Linked DNA regions of Homo sapiens: region 2 is linked to region 1. A link is an interaction called in ENCODE POLR2A ChIA-PET data of the cell type or tissue named here. Cell type or tissue: OCI-LY7. All regions are shown on one strand. Links, peaks and the distances in the headings refer to the core of each region. The heading gives the core; the rest is flanking DNA.

Evidence for each region. ChIA-PET counts read pairs that join two places held together with the same protein. Peaks named below come from ENCODE experiments on the same cell type or tissue, not always from the same donor. Only the 100,000 strongest peaks of a DNase experiment are listed, where the experiment ranks them.
Region 2: POLR2A ChIA-PET joins it to region 1 with 16 read pairs; 2 of 35 experiments call an interaction of 5 or more read pairs at or near these places.

What each region holds. Positions count from the first base shown.
Region 1 is chr12:114,733,447-114,741,699 of GRCh38, reverse strand. All of the region lies in intron 1 of TBX3-AS1 (TBX3 antisense RNA 1), which reads right to left. LOC124900329 (small nucleolar RNA SNORA27) reads right to left here and starts at 3,996; the gene lies at 3,902-3,996. LOC105369999 (a long non-coding RNA gene) reads left to right here and starts at 6,945. Exons shown (of 2, transcript XR_945379.3): 1 at 6,945-7,033; 2 at 7,740-7,945. RefSeq lists enhancers at 2,542-2,836, 5,401-6,244. In OCI-LY7, for the core only: no CTCF peak of the experiment used is centred there; no DNase peak of the experiment used is centred there.
Region 2 is chr12:114,955,930-114,964,182 of GRCh38, reverse strand. All of the region lies in intron 2 of LOC124903080 (a long non-coding RNA gene), which reads right to left. Among named protein-coding and RNA genes, the nearest start is that of TBX3, 280 kb to the right of the region's middle. In OCI-LY7, for the core only: no CTCF peak of the experiment used is centred there; no DNase peak of the experiment used is centred there.

The DNA of each region.
Region 1 (8,253 bases), core at 1,770-6,769:
TCAGCTCATTACAACTCTGCCTCTGGGTGCAAGAGATTCTCCTGCCTCAGCCTCCCGAGTAGCTGGGATTACAGGCGTGCGCCACCTCACCTGGCTAATTTTGTGTGTGTGTGTGTGTGTGTGTGTGTGTGTGTGTGTATTTTTAGTAGAGATGGGGTTTCACCATGTTGGCCAGGCTGGTCTCGTACTCCTGACCTCCAGTGATCCACCCACCTCAGCCTCCCAAAATGCTGGGATTACAGGCATGAACCACCCCACCCACCCAGGAGTTTTCTTCTCTCTGTCACATTGCCTCTGCATGTCCCTTTCCTTTCCCCTCTGCCTAGCTCCGATCATCTGTGTAAGTCTTTCCCTGTCTTGGGCCACTTACTAGCTGTGAATCTTAGGCAAGTGTTTTCACCTCTCTGAATCTCAGATGTTATACTATTAATTATAATACACCTGGCTCACATTAGGGACTAGACAAAGTACAGCGCTTAAATAATAACAATAATAATAATGAGGTGGAGGAAGGTGGGCTGGGTGAGGGTCTGCCGTGGACTATGTCTATGTGGGCCTAACATCAGTTTATATGCACCTAAGCTGCTGTGGTTGGGTATATATGCAGGCATTAACATGCAAAGCTTTTGGGCTTGGAGACCCTGAGCCGACACCCACCTTGAGTTCCACACCCCCAAGAAAAAGGAGGCCCCACACAAATCCCAGTGATGGGGAGACAATCTACTTCTCTTGTGGAAGCACATGTAGCCTATCCCTGGGCCGGGATCAAGAGGCCCTTTGGGTGCCTGACAAAGAAAGGGTGCTTCTTCAAAGATACAGTGAACCTCCAACTGCCATCACCCTCCAGAAGCCTGGGAGCCTCGATTTCATAGAACTTCAGGATTGAGGGACCGGTTGTGGTTGGCTCTGCTTCCTGGCTGTGGCCTCATGAGCGTCCCCGAGCATTATCACCACCAAGTGCCCGAGCAATTAAATAATCTGTACCACCATGATTTTGCATGATTTGCATGCTCCGTGTACCACCGTGATTTTGCAGAAACTGAGGCCCAAGGAGATTGAATGACTTGCATAAAGTCATAATAAGTTGAGGACAGAAGGGAAACACAGTTCTGTCTCAGGCCATACCCTTTCTTCTTCACTCAGAGCTGAGGGAAGTACCCTGGCCTGGGGTGGGGGCATGGGCAGTTATTCTCAGATCACTTGGATTCCATTTTTTTTTTTTTTTTTTTTTGAGACAGAGTCTCATCCTATTGCCCAGGCTGGAGTGCAATGCCGCAATCTTGGCTCACTGCAACCTCCGCCTCCCAGGTTCAAGCAATTCTCCTGCCTCAGCCTCCTGAGTAGCTGGGATTACAGGCATGTGCCACCACACCCAGCTAATTTTTTTTTTTTTTTTGTATATTTAGTAGAAGCAAGGCTTCACCATGTTGGCCAGGCTGGTCTCAAACTCCTGACCTCTTGACCCACCCACCTAGGCCTCCCAAAGTGTTGGGATTACAGGCGTGAGCCACCTTGCTGGCCTTTTTTTTTTTTTGAGACAGAGTCTCTCTCTGTTGCCCAGGCTGGAGTGCAATGGTGTGATCTCGGCTCACTGCAACCTCTGCCTCCCAGGTTCAAGTGATTCTCCTGCCTCAGCCTCCTGAGTAGCTGGGACTACAGGCGTGCACCACCACACTCAGCTAATTTTAGTATAGATGAGGTTTCACCATGTGATACACACACGTGTATCACCAGCCAGGCTGGTCTCAAACTCCTGACCTCAAGAAATCTGCCTGCCTTGGCCTCCCAAAGTGCTGAGATTACACTGGATTCCCTCTTGACTTAATGTAAGACCTTAGGTCATACTCCACCCCTCACCAGGCCTCAGTTTTCCCATCTAGAGGGTAGCTGGACCTACCATTCTGAGATCCTCTCATTCTGTTTTGCAACTTGCATCACAGAAAGTGAGAACCCACTTCCGCCAGAATGTGCCAAATTCACATGAAGTTAGTGCCTGCTGTAGGCCTCCTTCCTACTAGGGCAGGCAGCCCAGCCGTGCGACTGAACTAATGACTTAACCTCTCTGAGCCCCTTAAAGGAAACGATTGAAAGTCCTTACCTACAGAGCTGTTAACATAAGGGCTTAGCTTATAGTAAATGCTCAATAAATGCTGCTGTTTTTAAAACAGAGTCTCATTCTGCTACCCAGGCTGGAGTGCAGTGGCACAATCTTGGCTCATTGCAACCTCCGCCTCCTGGGTTCAAACAATTCTTGTGCCTCAACTTCTCGAGTACCTGGAATTTCAGGCATGTGCCACCATGCCCAGCTAATTTTTGTATTTTTAATAGAGACGGGGTTTTGCCATGTTGGCCAGGCTGGTCTCCAACTCCTGGCCTCAAGCAATCTGCCCACCTCGGCCTCCCGAAGTGCTGGGATTACAGGCATGAGCCACTGAGCCTGGTGTTATTATTTTTATTTTTATTTGCATCACCTGATTTCTGCCACTGCCCAGCTTTGATTACAAGACCTGCCTCCTCGCCCCCCTAGTCCAGCCTTCATCTCCTCCACTGCCCGTTTTGCCGTTGGACTAAGAGGAGATTGGGTAGGAGATAGATGGTGGACAGCCCTCAGCTTGCCGGCTGGTGCTCCAGCTAACTGCCCAAAGCCAAGGCTATCCACCCCGGAGAGGCCACCTTTGAAGTGACCGCCTTATGTAACTGCCCCATGCCTCCTCCCATCTTCCTGTTTGTCCCCAGAGCGACCTTGGGGAGGAAAACTGCAGCCTAGGACCAGTAAGCCTGGGGTTTCTTTCATGTGACTCAGGAGAGAGCTGGGAAGGGCAGAGGGATGCATATTGGTGGTTAGGGGTGCCTCTGCCTGAGTTTAAGTCCTGCAACCAGCTCTTTCTAGCTGTGTGACCTTGGGCAGGTTACTCAGCTTCTCTGTGCCTCAGTTTTCCTATCTGTCACGTGGAAAGTACCTAATGCATAAAGACATTGTGAGAAATATGTAAGTAGACAGTTTAGAACAGTGCCTGGCACATAATTACATGCTTAATAAAGGGCAGTTGTGGCTGGGCACAGTGACTCATGCCTGTAATCCCAGCACCTTGGGAGGCCAAGGTGGGAGGATCACTTGAGGCCAGGAGTTCAACACTAGCCTGGACAATATAGCGACACCTCATCTCTACTTTTTTATAACAATAAACATTATAAATATATATTAAAAAGGGCAGTTGTTATAGGTACTTAATCTTTTTTTTTTTTGTTTTCATGTTTCTTGTCAATATGTTTTCTCTGACAGGATACAATGACAGGCACCCAGTTTCTCTGGTTTGGTTTTGTTTTGTTTTAAGACAGGGTATCTCTCTGTTGCCCACTCTGGAGTACAGTGGCACAATCACAGCTCACTGAAGCTTTGACCTCCTGAGTTCAAGTAATCCTCCTGTCCCAGCCTCCTGAGTAGCTGGGACTACAGGTACAAACCACCATGCTTGGCTAATTTTTTAAATTTTTTATAGAAGGCCGGGTACACTGGCTCACGCCTGTAATGTCACTTTGGGAGGTCAAGGTGGATGGATCACTGGATGTCAGGAGTTCAGACCAACCTGACCAACATGGTGAAACCCCATCTCTACTAAAAGTACAAAAAATTAGCCAGCGTGGTGGTAGATGCCTGTGATCCCAGCTACTGGGGAGGCTGAGGCAGGAGAATCGCTTGAACCTGGTAGGCGGAGGTTATAATGAGCTGAGATGGCGCTACTGCACTCCAGCCTGAATGACAGAGCAAGACTCCGTCTCAAAGAAAAAAAAAATAGAGACGGGATCTCACTATGTTGCCCAGGCTGGTCTCTAACTCCTGGCCTCAAGTGATCCACTACATCTACCTCCCAAAGTTCTGGGATTACAGGCAAGGGCCACAGTACCTGGCCTCTGAGTTTTAAAAGGCCATTTCCTTTGCCCTACTTGAACAACCAATAAAGACATAAGCCTCAATGGTAAAATGAAAGGGGAGTGGTATTTAATAATCGTACATTAAGCTGTAAGATAATTATTGTTATTCAGAGCACTTGCTCAAAAGTGGACTTAGATCTTAGAAGGGTGGCTGAGAAACTAACCTCATCAGTCAGCCTCAATGTCTCCCACCTGTAAAATGGGGTTAACACCTAGCCACAAAACTGGCTGAAAATTGAAGGAGGCAGTCTGTGGAAAGAACAGAGCTGGACACTTACTGAGTGCTGAAGCTTACTTCAGTTGGATCATTCCCTGTGTGTCTCCACTGTCCTCCTTCCCAAGACTTCTCTTTTTTTTTTTTTTTGAGATGGGAGTCTGGCTCCCTTGCCCAGGTTGAAGTGCAGGGGCACAATTTCGGCTCACTGCAACCTCTGCCTCCTGGGTTCAAGCGATTCTCCTGCCTCAGCCTCCCGAGTAGCTGAGACTACAGGCACATGCCACCACACCCGGCTAATTTTTGTATTTTTAGTACAGAGGGGGTTTTACTATGTTGTCCAGGCTGGTCCCGAACTCCTGACCTCAAGTGATCCTCCCGCCTCTGCCTCCCCAAGTGCCAGGATTACAGGCGTGAGCCACCGCGCCCGGCCCCCTTCCCAAGACTTCTAATGTGGGTTACGGAATGTATACACACACACACACACACACACACACACACGCACACACACGCCCACCATAACCCTTGAGAAGAGCGGTCGTAGGGGCATTTATTCCGGTGTTTCACCTCCCCTCCCGCTTTTCGGCCTCCCAAACAGTCTGAAGGCGGCTGCTGAAAGGCTCCAACCCACCGGAACTCTCGGAGTAACCGCCTCCGCCTCCCCTCGCGGGTGTAGACCGAGACTCGCGCGGACGGGAGGGAGGAAGAATGTTTGCTTAGCCTTCAAACGACTTGGCAGGCAACAAGAGGGAAAAGGCCGCTCTGGGGAGAGTTCAAATTGAAATTACACGGAGGGAAGAACGTGCAGATCAGCGCTGAAGCTCATAAAAAAAAAAAAAGCGAGGTGACTGAGAAGAACAAACACGCCTCCAAAAGGAAAATGGAAAAGTTCTTAAAATGAGCTCTTCAAAGCCTAGCCAGGGGGCGCGGGGGAGGAGGAGGGCAGTGGCCGCCGGGCAAGGCCGCTGCCCCCTGGGCCTATCCGCCTCGGAGTCTGGAAGGGCGAAATTGGCCCAACTTGCATTTCCTCTAACCCGGGAGGTTGAGCGCCCCTAGCCCCCTCCTCCGAAGCGCTTCTCCTGCTGGAAACCAGAGGGAGTAGGAAGAGTGGCCCAGAGTTCGAACCTAAGCAGAGCCGGTGGTGGCGGGGACGACGTTCCCAGCGGGAAGTCGCGGGCAGGGACAAAGCTAAGTCCTGAGAAGTAGGCCGAGGCTAGATCATTCGTTCGTTGGACATCGGGCATCGTTTGGGTTTTATTCAAACCGTTGGAAAACCTTGAAGTTCTAGGCAGGGGAACAGCACCACGTGATTGGATCCTCCAGAGTAGAATCTAGACAGTCCCCCTCCAACCCACTCCCAACTCCCCACAACTCTCCCAGCATCTCCACCTCCTCCCACTTGGAAGAAGGATGAGATCGATGAAGCTCACGCGGTGCGCTCTGCAGACCTCGGCTGGGAAAGCCCAGCGCACCCCTAGGCGCACGGGGAAGCGTCCACCAGAACCGCCTCTGGCTCCCCGGGTCGAAGTCCCCACCCTCAGCCTCCTTGTACAATTCATTAACTTTGCAGACACCCGTTTTATTCGCCGGATCATTCCCGGACGCTTTAGAGAAAAGCCTGGGCATTAACCTCACGGCCCGCGCGCGCTGCCCGACGTCACCCCAAGTGGAGGATTCTCGGAAAAAATCAACCGCGCCAGCTCCCGAATCCCGGCAGCCCCTCGCCCGGGTGTGCCAGAGTCGACTTCTCTCTCTCTCTCGGTCTTAGTGGACCTGAGAGAGAGAAAGAAATTTTCTATAAACCACTGAACTGGGGCAGTGCCGGAAATTGTCCCGACCCGGTACTCTGTAGCTTCCAAGGTGCTTCCAACCCCATTCGCGCCGCAAGGATCCCACAAGATCGGGAAAACCGAGGCTTGGGAAGGGTTGGGTGCCCCAAAGGCAGGCTGCTTGGAAGAAACGGAGCCGACCTGAACCCCGCGTTTGCAGGTTTCAAATCGCGGCGCGTTTTGAGAGGCCTTTCTGACCCCTCAGAATTATTAGTTCGAGCCCCCTGGTCTATCCTGCTCGGAAATTCGGCCTCTGATCGAGGAAGCCCTGTTGGGAAGAGGGCTGGTTATTCCCTTGTCTTCCTTCTCACCGCCCCTACTCCATCCACTCTCTTTCCCCTTCTCCCCTTCTGAGTTTGTTACCATTTCTTGGTCAAAGCCCCACAACATAGATGCAAGGAGATGAAAACCCACAATTTCTCACTCCAGAGCCTGCGCCTGCGTTCACTGCATCAGGGTTCTCGAACCTTAAGGAGCTCACAATCACGTGGGGGCTTTGTTAAAACAGGAATTCTGGGCCCCGCTCCCGGACACCTCATTCAATTGGTCTCAGCTGGGCCTGAGAATGCGCATTTCTAACCGGTTCCCGGGGTATGTTTTGGGAAGGACTGCTCTGTGTGTTGCGTTGATGCCCTCTAGGTTCCTTTGTCAATAACAAAAAACCCTCTTTAGAGGAAAGTACGTCGTTCTTCTCTGTGTGTCCTCAGCACTTACACAAGGCTTGCACACCAGTGCCTAATAAATATTTGGGCTTAATCATGAACGCTTAGAGCTGTCACCGTGGTTTACAGATGTTTAGCGTGCGCCTGGCATTTTTCTGGGCACATTAGGAGTGTCTGTTTAATGCTAGTGACAACGGTGGGAGTTAAGACCCTTATTTTGACATGGATGGCTCACAATGGGGATGCCAGGAACCGGGAGAGGGAAATCGTGCCTGTACCCAGACAGATGGAAGCCAAGGTCTACCCAAGGGACAGAAACCGCTGAGTCCCGCTCCACCAACCTGGGACAAACCAGCTTAAAGGCGCTGTTCAGGAAGACTCAGCTCTCTCCGCTGGTAATGGCTGGGAAATGGCGGAATCACCTTCGTAGAAGACCTGCACCTCCAGAGTCCCTGCGCCATGGAATGTGCGCCCCTCATACCCCTAAACGTCCACCTTGCAGTGCTTTTGCCTGCCGGTCCTTGGTGGGCAAATGGAGAGACCCAGCGCCAAGCTTTCTATATGGGAATCACCCCTCAACCTTTCTGAAGGATCCAGAACCTCTCTCCAGGGCTTGGAGGCCTCGGATTCTGGAGGATTCCACAACTTAGAGTCAAGAGGGATGGCCTCTCGAAACAGTGGGGGTGACCTGGAGGATCTTAGCATTCCAGGCACAATCCTAGCCTCGCCTGGGAGAACTGCCACTCAGATGAGGGTCTTGGGCCTGGTGCTCCAGGAGGAGGGAAGAGGGTGCCCCTGGAGAGACGTGGCGCTCCCATTTTACACCCTCCAGATAGCTCTGGGGCCACGCTCCTGTGCTCCAACTCCATTGAGTCCTGCATGCAGCTCGGTGTTCCCCGGCCACATCGTAAAAAGATTTACAAGACTATGTTAAACTGGCAGTAAAAACAATTAACTTTAATGGCACCTTGGGTGGGTGGCTGGGTGGGTCAGAAGGAGGGAAGGAGGGCGGATGCTTCCTCCTCTTCGGACTGGGAATCCAGGTGAGGGAGGGGACCCGCTTTCAAGTCCCTTTTGGGTTTCTTCTATTTGCTCCTCCAGGGATCCTCCACTGGGCTCTGGAGTTCAGAGGTTCAAGGTTAAAGTGAAAAGAAGGCTGAGCATGGAGACAACAGGAGACTTCAAGTCCCACTTGACAGTTCCTGGCTAAGTGATCCTAAACAAGCCTCTTAACCTCTCTGAGACTCAGTATGCCCATCTATGCAATGAGAATTTGTAACAATAAAATCAAAAAGCCTCCTCTGTCAGGGTTGTGAAGATTGCAAGTGATAGCAATTTGGAAGTACCTCCCACCATGCCTGGCATGTATGTCTGTGTGTTTGTGTGTATGTATATACATAAAGCATTGTGTGTCCTGTGTGTGTGTGTGTATGTATGTGTGTGTATATATATACATATACATATATAAATAAAAATATATTATATATAAATATATAAATAATATATAAATATATTATATATAAATATATAAATAATATATAAATATATTATATATAAATATATAAATAATATATAAATATATTATATATAAATATATAAATAATATATAAATATA
Region 2 (8,253 bases), core at 1,218-6,217, 220 kb before region 1:
TTGTGATCATCACCGGCCAAGAAAGAAGATGCAATAATTTTATAAAGATTTTCAAAAATGAGGTGTGGTAGATTAAAGCTGACCACAAATTCTTTGCTAATCCTCTCATTGAGAAATGCAACCTAATTCCTTCCCTTAGAATCTTAACTGACTTTAGTGACTTGGTTGACCAATGGAATGTGGCAGAAGGGACGTTCTCAAACTTCTGAGACTAAGTCATAAAAGGACTTTTGAGTTCCACGTGGGCCTCTAGAGAAAATGTTCCTTTTTCTGTGAGGCTTCGGCTGCCATGGAAGAAGCTCAAGTACACTGGGGTCTCTGTGCTTGGGAGAGGCCATCTGTAGGCAGCCCAGTTAAGTCTTCACTGAACTGGGTTTTAGCCAGGTCCTCCAAGTCCCTACAAGGCACCAGAGTTCAGAAAATTATTTCTGTAAAAGGCCAGATAGTAAATATTTGAAGCTTGGAAGGCCATATAGTCTCTGTCATGACCAATCAACTCTGCTGTTCTAACATGAAAGTAGCCACAATGCATGAATAAATGAGTGTGGCTGTGTTTCAATAAAATTTCATTTACAAAAACAGATGCCAGATTGGATTTTGCCTGAAGACCATAGTTTGCTGACCTCTGCTCTAGACCAGCCCAAGTGCCCTCTGCTAATATTGCATGGAACAGAAGAATCATCTAGCTGAACCCTGCCCAAATTCCTAACCTGCAAAATTATAAGTTACAATGAAACAGTTGTTGTTTTAAGCCACTAAGTTTGGGGCAGTTTGCTATACAGCAACAAATAATGAGAACAAAAGAGCTGGAACCAAAAAAAGTTTGGGGTAAGGAAGGTAGGGATAACTCTCACTCCATTCCCCATAAGCACTACAGTTGCTACACATGAGCACTGAGAAGAAAATACAGGCATAATCACCCGGGACTGGATTATAAGGTGAGACTATCCAGAAGTAAAGAGATTTGAGCTAAGAGTTAAAGAGGATGTTGCAGATGGGGGAAGGACAATAAGAAGAGGGGTAAAGCACTGGCAGTGTTGGCAGGACACCCTTGTTGTACCACTCCAGGGACACTGTTCCTGTTGTAGTTCATGTGAATAGAGCCACCTGGAGATGGTCATCATGGTAGCCTTGGTTAAGACAGATCAAGAGGCAGTCTAAACAAGCTTTGGAGTCAGATGGACCTGGGTTCACAACCTGGCTCTATCTCTTACTAAATGCATGATCATAAGCAAGCTATTTAACCTCTCTGAAGCTCACATTCCACATTTCAATAATACACTTCTATGTAAGTAAAATTTCTGGTATATAATAAGTCTTCAATAATATAGCTTTAATATATATATGTAAATATATAGATGTGTGTGTGTGTTTATGTACACAAACATATTTATAAACAAACAGAAAACCTACAGGGGCAGTGGAGTAGAGTGTGATTGAAAGCAAAGGTTTTCCAATGCATTTGTTGGTAAAAGTCATCAAATGTGCATGGAGCCCTTGCTCAAAAATTGTGAGAAACTTTAACATATTATCTTAAATACATGTCAATGTATTTAAGAATCACTTTGGGGTCTTTGTTGAAATGGATACCTGCCTCCTCCCCCAAGAGATTCTGATTCAGCAGGCCTGAACTTGGATCCAGGGATTTGAGTTGTCGACAAGTACCAAAGGTTTTGCCAATCCAGAGAGTCATCTGACCACACTTTGAGAAACTTCTTTCTGTAAGCCTCACAACATGAAGAACAAGCTCAAAGACGTCAGGTGGCTCACCCAAAGTCACCCAGTTGCACAATGCAGAGGTGGGTGTCTTGCTCCCTGTTCCATCCTCTTGGCCCTATCAAACACCTACCTACAAACCAGGTATGATGGCCATTGCTATTTTTACTGTGTCCCCAGGTTCCCACTTAAAGGCCTGGCATTGAGCAGCTGCTCTGTGAATATTGGCTGAATAGAACTGAATCAAAGTAAATCAAATGTCAGAGTTGAAAAGAGTTTGGGAATCTTCCAATCCAATCATCCCATTGTACAGATGGAAAAACTGAGATTAAGATCGTAGAAGGTGGTAGTCCTCATCCACACAGAGAACAAAGGCCTGGATTCTTAGCTTAGCATGCTTTGCTCTCCTCCATTTGGGACTTTGCACAAAAATGACATGCTAAATAAATGTGGCATGCATTCTGGTCAGTGGTAAACTGAAGCCAAGAGTGATCAAATCCCACCTAGATCCCATGACACTATAAATCTCAGCATTATGTTAAACGTGGTGGGTAGCAGAATTACCAAAATAATCGTGAAATCAGTCCTTTCTTGGTCTGGCAAAATTGCTCTCAACCTGTCACTCTATTATTCCATGTTATGGCCCTTGGATCAGTCTAAACAATCCCCCTTCTATAATTAAAAAAAATATTCCGTTGCTAATGTCCCCAGCTCCCTTTAGTGAAGGGAGCAGCTGCCAGGTGGGATAATGGAATGCCGGACATGTGAGATAGCAGGGCCAACAGCACAATGAGCTATTACGAGTTCCGTTTATTTTGCTTGGACAACAATTCTTAGAAAAAGGGAATTAAAGGCTGGAGTCTACACCCTCTAAACTTTTCTGGACAATGCATGAACTATCTCTTTTTACACAAAGGGTTGTTTTGTCATCTGTTTGGGCTCGTAATTACAGCTCCCGCACTTCACGAGCAAGGGAAACTTGAGCAAATAACTTAGCCTGTGTGTACCTCAACTTCCTCAAATGTAAAATGGGGGTGAAATAATAGCATCTACTTCTTGGGATAGGAAGATGGAAAGGAATAATTTACGTGAAGTTCTTGGCCCAGAGGAAGTGCTCAGTAAATGTTTACGTGTGGTGCCATTTGCAGTTAACAGCCTGACAATGGAGTTTTCATTTAGTTCTTTGTGTTGTAGACTCTTCTACAACCCGAAGACTCTTCATTTAGTTCTTCTTTGAGCCTATACACTCTCCAGCATAGTTTCCATGTAGCTGGGTTTAAGAAAGTTGATTTGGGTTATGTCTTACTAAGGGCCCATAAAACAATCACAGCGTGAGAATGGAAGGTAAAGTTCTCTCTTGAAACCAAAAACGTGAGACTTCTTTGCTTTTATTTCCCTTCAGGGCACCCATAATGTTTTCTGTTTAAAGGTGGGTGAAACTGGGAGAAGTTATCAGGAAAGCCAAGAAGCCAACAAGGCAACTCTCTTCCAACAGAGAACAGAAAACCCCAACACGTGTCCCCAAATTGTTCTCTCAGAATGCTAAGGTGGGAGGGGACTGTGGGTTGATCCAGTTTGGTAATCTCCAAACCTGGCCTTGCTTAAGAATCTCCTGGGGAAGCCTGCAAAAAATACAGATTCATAGGCCTTGGCTTGTAGATTCTGACTGAATAAGGCTAGGGTCTAGGAATCCGTATTATAACACCCTTTTCCCCAGGTGATTCTCACGTAGAAATGCTAAAGATGGAATTTGGGAACCACTGATCCAGCTTAATTGTAACAGATGGAGAAACCGAGGCTCAGGGAAATAAATGATGTCTCTAAGGCCAGCCAGTGTCAGAGATGGGTCTCTAATCCAGGCTTCTGATTCAGCTACACTACACCCCTTGGAAATATTTCTAGGGGAATCTAGTGTATTTTCTCAGGTTGGCGTTGTCATTAGACCACACATGGAGAATCTCAGCCCCTTCTCTTCAATCTCTAGGTCTCAGAGAACCATGAGGCATCCTCTGGGAGACCAGTTGGGAATCAGTCGTTTAATATTTCCCCATTGTTCCCAGGGGTACCTTCTCCCACACCCTTATCTTCCCCCTTGCCCAAGCAGAGTTCACAAAATAGGTAGCTAAAACCAAACTGAGGAATAGAAGCATTCTGCAAGTTTGTAGAAACAGCCATTAAAACCATTAGCAAAACATTGACACCAGCCTGACTGGGAATTATTCTTTTTTTTTTTTTTTTTTTTTTTGGAAGACTGGAATGGTTTTAACATCTCTGATTGCAACAACTGATCTGGGGACACAAGCCTGGTATTTAACTCTGCATCTGCTGGTGCAGCAGCTCTGTCAAATGGCCCCTCAATGGCTGGGCACCACTCAATGCTATCAAGATCTTTAATCTTGAAAAGCCACAAGATAGGACCCTTTCCCCATTTTTGTTGCATGTGGTTACCCAGGACTTAGGAGCAAATGGATTAATGTTTCAAAGCCTTCTGAGATATTTGGATACATACACCTGATAGTCTAGATTCTGGGGGCTCAGGAGACAGAGTTTATGCGCACATGCTTTATGGGGCAGACTTTGCTACGGCCCTGATAATGGAGGTTCCACTTATGGCAGGAAATAAGATTGTATACAGAAACCCCAAGATGAGGAGAGTATCTGGTAACAGGCCATTCTCCAAGCAAGGCTGGTATTCCAGTAGATAGGCTGGGAGAAAAGCACAGAGTGAGAGCATGACCTTTCTCTTGTCTGTTTGTTGACCTAACCTAACACCTTGGTAATGAAGGGACACTATTACTTAATGCTTAATGGGTATTTAGCAAAGTTCAACTCACATCTCTGTCCATTCATCAGGGAGCTTTCAATTCCTAAGGAAGAAAGCAAGGAAAAGTGAGATCAACCTTGCAGTCAGGAGACAGATAGGCCTGAATTTGGTTGTGAAGTCATTTACCAGCTGTGTGGCCTTGGCCAAGTTGCTAAACTTCTCTGAGCCTCAATTTCTTCATTTATAAAATGGGGGAGGCGGAGGTTGCAGTGAGACGAGATCATGCCGCTGTACTCCAGCCTGGGCAACAGACCCAGACCCTATTTCAAAATAATAATAGTAATAATTAATAATAATAGTGCCTAGGAGTGTAATTAGTGATGTAATATATGGAAGCACTCAATAAATGGTAGTTGTTGCTGAGGCTGTAGCAGTTATTATTTGGATGGTTCAAGATTCCAACGTATCAGATTCTCATCCCCTAGAAAAAGGGAACCTGAGGCTGCTGAAAGCCAGGGCTATTCCCCAAAGGTTTGATTAGTTCTTTAGCTAGGACCTCCATGTTTGCAAGAGACAGAAACCCAACTCAATGGGTTTAAGGAAATAAAAATAATTTATTGATTCACATAATTTAAAAGTCTAGGGGTGGAGTTGTCTGCTTTCAGGTATGATTGAATTCAGGTACTCAAATGATATCATCAAGCTTTAGTTTCTCTCCCCATCTTTTAGTTTTATTTTCTACTGGATTGAATTTATTCTCAAGATGGCAGCTTCATCCTTATAGCCCACTAGCCTGGCAAACCCAGCAGAAAGAGAACTCCAGTTGTCCAATAGTTTCAGTGAAAACCCAGGGGCCTCCCCTCATTGGCTCTGACTGTGGCAACTTAGATTATGTGCTCAGCTTTGCACCGATCACCATGGCCATAGGGAAGTGGAACTCTTATTGGTTAGGCTGAGTCACGTGATTCTGCCCGATTACTGAGACTGTACCTAAAGTCAAATGGGCGAAGAATGGCATAGGGAGCATCCCCTGCAAAGTGCTGAGATTACAGGTGTGAGCCACTGCACCTGGCCTCTGGTGAGGGCACTTATATATATATAACTTCCTGGAGGACAATTTAGCAACAGCTATCAAAATTCAAATGCACATACCCTTTAAGAATTCTAGGAATTTATCTTACAGTAAAGGGCAAAATAATCTATATACAAACACTGTTACTAATAGCAAATGATTGGAAACAATCTAAATATCCATTCACCAGGGGACTGGCTAAATAAATGATGGTACATACATACAATGGAATATTATAAAATGACAGCTGTAAAAAAGAATGAAGCAGCTCTTTATGTAATGATTTGGGATGAATTATAGCATATATTAAGTGAAAAAGGCAAGATGCAGAATAGTTACTACGGTGTGCTATTTATATTAAAAACTTGCAGGTATAGCAAAGAAAATTATTCATAATTGCTTTTAATAAGCATAAAAATTCTCTGGAAGGGCTGGGTATAGTGGCTCATGCCTGTAATCCCAGCACCTTGGGAGCCAAGGTAGGAGGCTGCTTGAGGCCAGGAGCTTGAGACCAGCCTGGGCAACAACGTGAGACCCTGTCTCTAAAAACATTTAAAACAAAATCTCTGTAAGGAAACTGATAAATGGTAATTACTTATGTGATCAGAAGGGAGCAAGACTTTTCACTGTATACAATTTTACACTTTTTGATTATTTAGCCATGTAAAATATATTGTCTGTTCAAAAATTAAATATTTTAAAAACAAGTTATATATATATAGTACAATCTTAATTAAAAAAAAACATAAATGCATAGAAAAAAGAAGAAAATATACCTAAATGTTAGAGTGGTTATTACTGCTCAGTGTTGGGTTATGGGTGATACTTACTTTCTTCTAAAGTCTTTTTCGTATTTTCTGAATTTTCAACAAAGAAAATATATTACTTATATATTCAGAAAAAAAAACGGCATAGGGAGCATCGTGGAAGGAGAATCAAGACAAAGAATGAGAGAATGAATTATGAAGAAACAAAAACAAGAGTTAAACCCTCTACAGTGAGCATTCAGGTAGGTGGGACAGCTCTCCCCCACACACGGAGGTAGTTCCTTAATCTTAGGCGCAGTGGGAGAAGCAGTGTTTGGAGGTCAGGCCAGGTCAGCATCAGATGGAGTTCTAACCCAATTCTTCAATCCTCTTCAAAGCCAGACTCAGCACGGGCTCTGATGGCACCAGTGGGAGAGATTAAAGGATGCAAAGGGCAGAGGAGCCAGTGCAGGACTCTGATTGTCTAGGCTTGTGTCATGTGACCATTTCTGTATTCAGAGGACTTACATACAAAGAATATTTACTTTTTGTATTTTTCAGAGTTCTCCAGAGAAACAGACCCAATAGGGCGTGTGTATGTGTATGTGTGCCTGTGCGTGTGAACAGGGAGGAATAGGGCTTCCCTTGCCCTGGTGGTGCAGCCTTCACTACAGTGCAGCCTTCATTGGTTTTCTCTCCTTCCGTATCTCACTTCCCCATCCCTGCGGTTGCTTCCCGGGATCACATCCCAAATAAACCACTTCAACCCAAATCCTGCCTCTGTGTCACCACCTTAAATCCAGCCATCCAGAAACACAATTTGGGTCATCCTATTCCCCCGTGTAAAACCCACCATTGCTCTCAGAAGAGCCCAGATTCTTCAACAGGGAATACAAGGTTCTCCAAGTTCTGGCCACTGCTAACAGTTTTGGCTTCATCTCCTGCTCACCCCCACAACCTCTCTATAGACTTCTTGGAGTCCCCTGAAAAACACCAGAGTGGAGCCTGCCTCCAAGCCTTTAAACACACTGCACTGTCTTCCAAAAACTCCCTTCCTGACCCCCATTTCCTCTGCCCCCGTCAGCCCCATTTGGATGAAATGAACTCTTTTCATTGAAGATGAACTCAAGAATTTTCTTGTCCTAAAATCTTTTCTAACACTGGCCTCCACCCCGAGGGTCAGAGATCTGCTCATTAGTATTTCAACTTTACCCTGCACATCTTGATTAGAATATTTTCCATGCTCCAGTGTACATGTATATCTTTCCCATTTAAAAAGGAGTTTTTTTTTTTTTTTTTTTAGACAGGGTCTTGCTTGGTTGCCCAGGCTGAAGTGTGGTGGCACGATCATGGCTCACTGTAGCCTTAACCTCCTGGCCCCAAGCAAACCTCCTACCTCAGCCTCCCAAGTAGATGGGACCACAGGTGGGTGCCACTTTCTTTGCAGAGGTGGGGCCTTGCTGTGTTGCCCAGGCTGGTCTCAAACTCTTGGGCTCAGGCGATCCTCCTGCCTCAGCCTCCCAAAGTGCTAGGATTACAGGTGTGAGCCACTATGCCCAGCCAAGGAGACTTTTGAAAGTCATGACAATACCTTATTCCATCCTCAGATTGTAGGACAGTAACTAGTATGTTACTAGCAATTACACAATGCTAGTTGGATGAATAAGGAAGTACTCTGAAGAACCCAGGAAATATTAACACCCACTCTCACCCCTTTGCCCATAACTCGCTTTCTAAGAAAGAAAAAAAAAACATATTTTAAAGGGGCTCTGAAGTTGATAGAATATTGATGTATTAAATGTGTACTGGTAAACTTTGGCCCAGTAGCTAGGAAGTTAATATAGTATAAGGATAATGAAAGATGTTTTGTAAACTGTTAAGTACCAAGGATATATTCAGTGGTGTTTTTATTACAAACAGCATCAACAGTTTAGGGAAACGAGAAAAGTAGGAAC